2 separate regions of the Homo sapiens genome follow, and region 2 is linked to region 1. A link is a contact called in ENCODE Hi-C or POLR2A ChIA-PET data. All regions are on one chromosome and are shown on one strand. Each heading gives the region's core, a stretch centred on a gene start or an enhancer-like site at or near the end of the contact. The rest is flanking DNA. Distances are from core to core; before and after follow the strand shown.

Region 1 (2,700 bases), core at 109-2,608:
TATAAGATAATATAAGGATAAAGAATGATTTTAAATGCTTTTGACATATTCTGGTACAGTGAAAGATAATTTCAAAACTGCAATTTAGTCGTCTTGGTATCTGGCAAAGAGGAGGTGCTCAATATCCTGGTACTAATCAGTAATTGCTAAGGAAGCCGGGCTGCGAAGTGGTCATACTTAGCCAACTGTGGACCAGGGATTTATAGGGTGGTCAGCCTGATATTTCCAAACTCATTATAGTATGAATCATTATAGTATGAATAGACACACACACACACACACACACACACACACACACACACACACAGTATTTAGTATAGTATTCAGTATATATTATAATAATATATATTACCTATATTCAATATAGTATTCATTATAGTATGAATTTTTAAAGATTATTTATGCCTGAGATTATTGAAAGACATACATTAAAGAAAGCTAGAAAATTTGTCATTGAAGTGCCTGTATTGGAAAGTATGTGGGTGTTGAAATTGGAATGTTAAAAAACAAGGCAGCATAAATTACTGAATTGCTATGGGGAAATGCCTTCAAGGCTGATTGGTAAACCTAGAGAACGTGAAATGTAAGATGGGATTGAAGCCAACAAGGAGGTTCCCAAGGGGCAAAAAAAAAAAGAATTGGCCCCATTCTTGCTGTCTAAAAAAGTTTTTTATGATGTTCAAATGAAGCATCGTGGGTGAAAAAAAGCTTATAAATTGGAGACACTACACAGATAGTAATTATACTTTTGTTGATTGAAAACATTTTCCTGAAAACTCCAAGAACAAACCTTTAGTGGTGAGGGAAGTAATCATATTGCCCTATTTTGCACTGAAGCTCATCATAATTTTTCTTCCTCAAACCATTCCTACTTCAGACTTCCCTTTTTCCATAAGTGGCAGTTCTATCCTTCCAGTTGCTTAAGCCAGAAACTTCAGTCAGCCCAGATACTGCTCTTTCTCTCATACACCAAATCCATCTTACATCTTCCTCCACATTTTCACTTCTCCTGTCCTAGACCTAGCCACCAACACCTTTCACTTGGATTATTCTGTGGTCTTTTTAGTTGGTCTTCCTGCTTCTGCTCTTGCTTTCTTCTCACATAGCTGCAGAGTGATCCTTTTAAAAGATAAATCAAATTATGTTCCTCCTCTGCTCAGAATCCTTCAATGGCTTCCCCAAAGCCAAAATCTTCACAGCAGCCTGCAAGTTCATATAAAATATGACTCCCTGATAGCTTCCTGAGTTCATCTCCTAGCATCTCTGCTGTGATCATTTTGTTCCAACCACTGTGGCCTCAAATACGCCACACAAGCTCCCACTTCAGAGACTTTGCTCTTTTTGTTTTTCTGCCTTGAATATTCTTCCGCACGTACCCACATGGCTCACTTCCTCATTTCCCTCTGGTGTTGTTTTGTGTTACCTCAACACTAAGGCTTTGATCACTCTGTTAAAAGTAGGACTCCCTGTCCTCCTCCCTTGTTCAGTTTTTTTCTCCTAACATTTGTTTTCATTCAACATACATATTATAGTTGACCCTTGAACAACACAGGGGTGTTGACCCCACACGCAGTTGAAGATTTGCATATAACTTTTGACTTCTCAAAAACTTTACTAATAGCCTACTGTTGACCAGAAGCCTTACCACAATAACATAAGCAGTCAATCAACACGTATTTTATATGTTATATATTACATACTGTTTTCTTACAATAGAGTAAGCTGGAGAAAAAATGTTACAAAGAAAATCATAAGGAAGAGAAAATATATTAATATTGACTCTTCACTGAGTGGAAGTGGATCATCATAAAGGTCTTCATCCTTGTCATCTTCACGTTGGGTAGGCTGAGGAGGAGTAAGAGGAGAGGTTGGTGTTGCTGTCTTAGGGTGCCACAGGTGGAAGAGGGGAGGAGGCAGAAAGGAAGGCAAGAGGGGCAGGTACACGTGGTGTAACTTTTCAGAAATAACATTATAGTTTCTGTCTGAATGTTTGCTTTTTCCTTCCTCTAAAACTGTTTCTATATGGTATCAACTCCTCTTCCACTGTTTGCTTTAGTTTCAGTGCCATATCATAGAGGGATCTTGTCATAAAAGCAGTCCTGAGTAATCCAAACCCTTCTGCCAGATTGTCAATGTTGATTTATTTTCTGGCACTGCTTCTTCTACATCTTCTTCTTTATTGGCACTGGTTTTGGAATTATTCATCTCCATCAAGTCGTCTTCTGTTAATTCCTCTGGTGTGCTATCTATTAGCTCTTGAATTTCTCCACGATCTATATCTTTTTTTTTTTTTTTTTTTTTTTTGAGATGGGAGTCTTGCTCTGTCGCCCAGGCTGGAGTGCAGTGCCGCGATCTCAGCTTACTTCAACCTCCGCCTCCTGGGTTCAAGCGATTCTCCTGCCTTAGCCTCCTGAGTAGCTGGGATTACAGGCATATGCCACCATGTCCGGCTAATTTTTGTATTTTTAATAGAGACGACGTTTCACCTTGTTGGCCAGGCCTGTCTGGAACTCCTGACCTCAAGTGATCCGCCCGCCTCAGCCTCCCAAAGTGCTGGCATTACAGGCGTGAGCCACCGCGTCCGGCCCATGATCTATATCTTAACCCTTCACCTCCGACCTTTTTGGCCGTATCTACAACCTCTTTCATGATTTTTGTGATTGGCTCTGTTGTCAATCCTGTGAAGTTATGCAGGACATC
Region 2 (2,700 bases), core at 193-2,692, 120 kb before region 1:
CTTTTTCCTTCATTTGCTAACTGACGTGAAAACAAACACACTACAAAAAAATAGTGATATCCATCACGCTGTTGGAAGAGTGAACTGTAAAACAGTGAAGGGAGAAGGCCAGACGTGAAGGATGAAGGTTTTCTTCAGCTCATGATTCATCCAACTTCCTTCCCTCTTCCCTGGCCCCAGGAGGACGTTGCTGTGGCTGCTGCAGTCTTGGAGTCCCTGCTCAAGCTGGCCCTGCTGGCCGGCCTGACCATCACTGTTTTTGGCTTTGCCTATTCTCAGCTGGCTCTGGATATCTACGGAGGGACCATGCTTAGCTCAGGATCCGGTACGCACAAGAGTTTTTCTGGATTTTTTCTGATTTCCCAACATAAATAGAAGAGTCACGAAATTCAAGAACTTGTGCACACACAGTTGTTATCTGTGTCAGTGTAGGGAAAACTGTCTGGTGGCAGGGGCTGTGGGACTGTTCCCCTCGTTCAACTCCAGACACACACTCAAGGTATAGGCAGGGGCGTTGGCGCCAGGACAATCAGCTTCCCCAGCCTCACTTGGAGAAGTTATTAGGACTTCTCCTTGCTGTTGGCTTTCCTCTCGGGCCTAGAATGTGTTTTGCCAAGCGCTTCCCTGTGCTCCCTCTGGGGTGAGGGAGGAAGGCAGAGGGCAGACGGTAATGAGTCTCCACTTGGTACTAAACACATCTGAAGATAGTAAATGCCACATAAATCTCCCAGCCTAGTGCATAAAAGCCTCTGAAGGATAACCCAAAGCCATTTGCAGAGAATAAAATTGATCTCTGCAAATAAAATGGTATATTTAATCCAGTGACTCTCAGTTTTTGAAGAAGAAAAGTATTGAATGTGTCTAATTTTGAAACACCAGGCCGCTGAGGATCTCACAGCACTTGTTAGGTCTTGGGGACTTCATCAATTTCAAAATGTGCTGGGCTGTAAGCTGGCAGTCCATTTGCAGTGCTTCATCTTGGGTTTAGCAAAGATGTTTTTAATTTCTCAGGTCGCTGGACAAGAACGCTGAGGACTTCTTTCTGCTGCCCCATCTCAATATAAAGGGCTTTGTCAAATGCCATTTTACAAGTTCACTAGCATGTTTTAGTCTCCACTACAATGGGGCCCAAACTTTTGGTGTTAGGGGAGGAAGGGCCAGGTTTCTATACCAGAGCAAAGGTCATTAAGTTTGGAGAAACACCTGCTGTGAAACCAGTGAAGTGGTTTGCAGCTCCCTGGGGCTTGTGCTGTGAGAAGTGTATTTCCATCTGGCAGCTGTGGGGAGGCCTCATGAGGAAGGCATTAGTAAGTTTATGGGCAGAGATTGGGAACTCGACTATTCTGTAGCAGCTCTTCCCCTTTAGAAAGCAATCACCAAGGAGCAGCCTCTAATGTCACACAATCACAGGGCGTTGCCTCAAGGAGGGGGCTGTCCCATCATTATCATGACTCAGCCCATCATCTTAGTTTTGAAAGTGGAACTCGCAACACTGCTGTCCCCAGTTGTGTACTTGTCTTTGTCTTCACCCTGGAAGTGGACTACTTACCTGTGAGCTGTACTGGCCATCTCCAGATGTGGGACTCGGACACAGCACGGACAGGCTTTTGTGTAGGGGTGTGGCTTCTCTTCCGTTGTTTGGGATTAGCCCTGCATTTAATTAGGGTCTTTGTAAGTGTTCTAGAGGCTTTTCTTAGAAATCCTTCTCACACCTAGCTTTGCTTTGCTTTTTCTTTTCTTTTCTTTTTTCTTGGTAACTCACAGAACAACACCTAGCTTTTCTATCCTTAAGCAAAACCCACACATTCACAGAATTTCCCCAAGATTTCTTACATTTCTCTCTTAGGTGCTTCTCTCTTGTCCCTCTGCCTTTTACTTTTTTCCTTCTCTATCCCCTTGTCTTAATGAACTAGGGCTGCCATGACAAAGTACCACAGACTGCGTGGCTTTAAACAACAGAACATATTGTCCGTCAGTTCTGGAGGCCAGAAGTGCACAATGAAGCTATGGCCAGGGCCGTGTTCTCTCTGAAGGCTCGAGGAGAGGCCCCTTCCTACCTCTTCTAGTTGCTAATGGTTGCTGGCATCCTGGCGTTCCTTGACTTGCAGCTGCAGTACTGCGGTCACATGGCTGTGTTCTCTCTGTCTTCACGTCATCATCCCCCTTGCGCTCTTCACGTCATCATCTCCCTGCACGTGTCTGCCTCAATGCAAGTTTCCCCCACTTTTTTTTTTTTTTAGTGAGATGAAGTCTCACTCTATCACCCAGGCTGGAGTACAGTGGTGTGATCTCGGCTCACTGCAGCCTCCACCTCCCGGGTTCAAGAGACTCCCGCCTCAGCCTCCCGAGTAGCTGAGATTACAGGCACACCCTACCACACCCGACTAAGTTTTTGTATATTTAGTAGAGACGGGGTTTCGCCATGTTGGCCAGGCTGGTCTCAAACTCCTGACCTCAGATGATCTGCCCCCCTTCAGCCTCCCAAAGTGCTGAGATTACAAGCATGAGCCACTGCACCTGACCAAGTTTCCCCTTTTTATAAGGACACCTGTCATATAGGATCAGGGCCTGCCCTAATGACCTCATTTTAACTCAGTTTTCTTCATGAACACCCTGTTTCCAAATAAGGACAGATTCTCAGGTACCACTGGTCAGGACATTAACATATCTATTTTGGGGGGACAGTTCAACTTAAAACAC

The links. Hi-C counts contacts between places; a loop is a spot of excess contacts on that map. ChIA-PET counts read pairs that join two places held with the same protein, here RNA polymerase II (POLR2A). Pooled maps may share reads with other maps.
Region 2: a loop to region 1 is called in a pooled map, with 8 times the contacts of the local background. The contact joins two enhancer-like sites. A Hi-C loop is called at or near these places in 1 of 37 single-sample maps with no recorded cell type and 8 of 50 pooled maps. POLR2A ChIA-PET finds 5 or more read pairs at or near these places in 4 of 52 experiments (BJ, T-cell, activated CD4-positive, alpha-beta T cell and 1 more).

The regions. Positions count from the first base shown.
Region 1 is chr3:52,982,334-52,985,033 of GRCh38, reverse strand. The region is part of intron 1 of SFMBT1 (Scm like with four mbt domains 1); the gene reads left to right. Among named protein-coding and RNA genes, the nearest start is that of SFMBT1, 62 kb to the left of the region's middle. Within about 2 kb of position 1,358, at least 8 of the 41 ENCODE cell types and tissues checked have a DNase peak (open chromatin) inside an H3K27ac peak, as active enhancers do.
Region 2 is chr3:53,101,578-53,104,277 of GRCh38, reverse strand. RFT1 (RFT1 glycolipid translocator homolog) reads left to right here. Exons shown (of 13, transcript NM_052859.4): 10 at 181-325. Among named protein-coding and RNA genes, the nearest start is that of RFT1, 28 kb to the left of the region's middle. RefSeq lists enhancers at 962-1,463, 1,463-1,512. Within about 2 kb of position 1,442, at least 2 of the 41 ENCODE cell types and tissues checked have a DNase peak (open chromatin) inside an H3K27ac peak, as active enhancers do.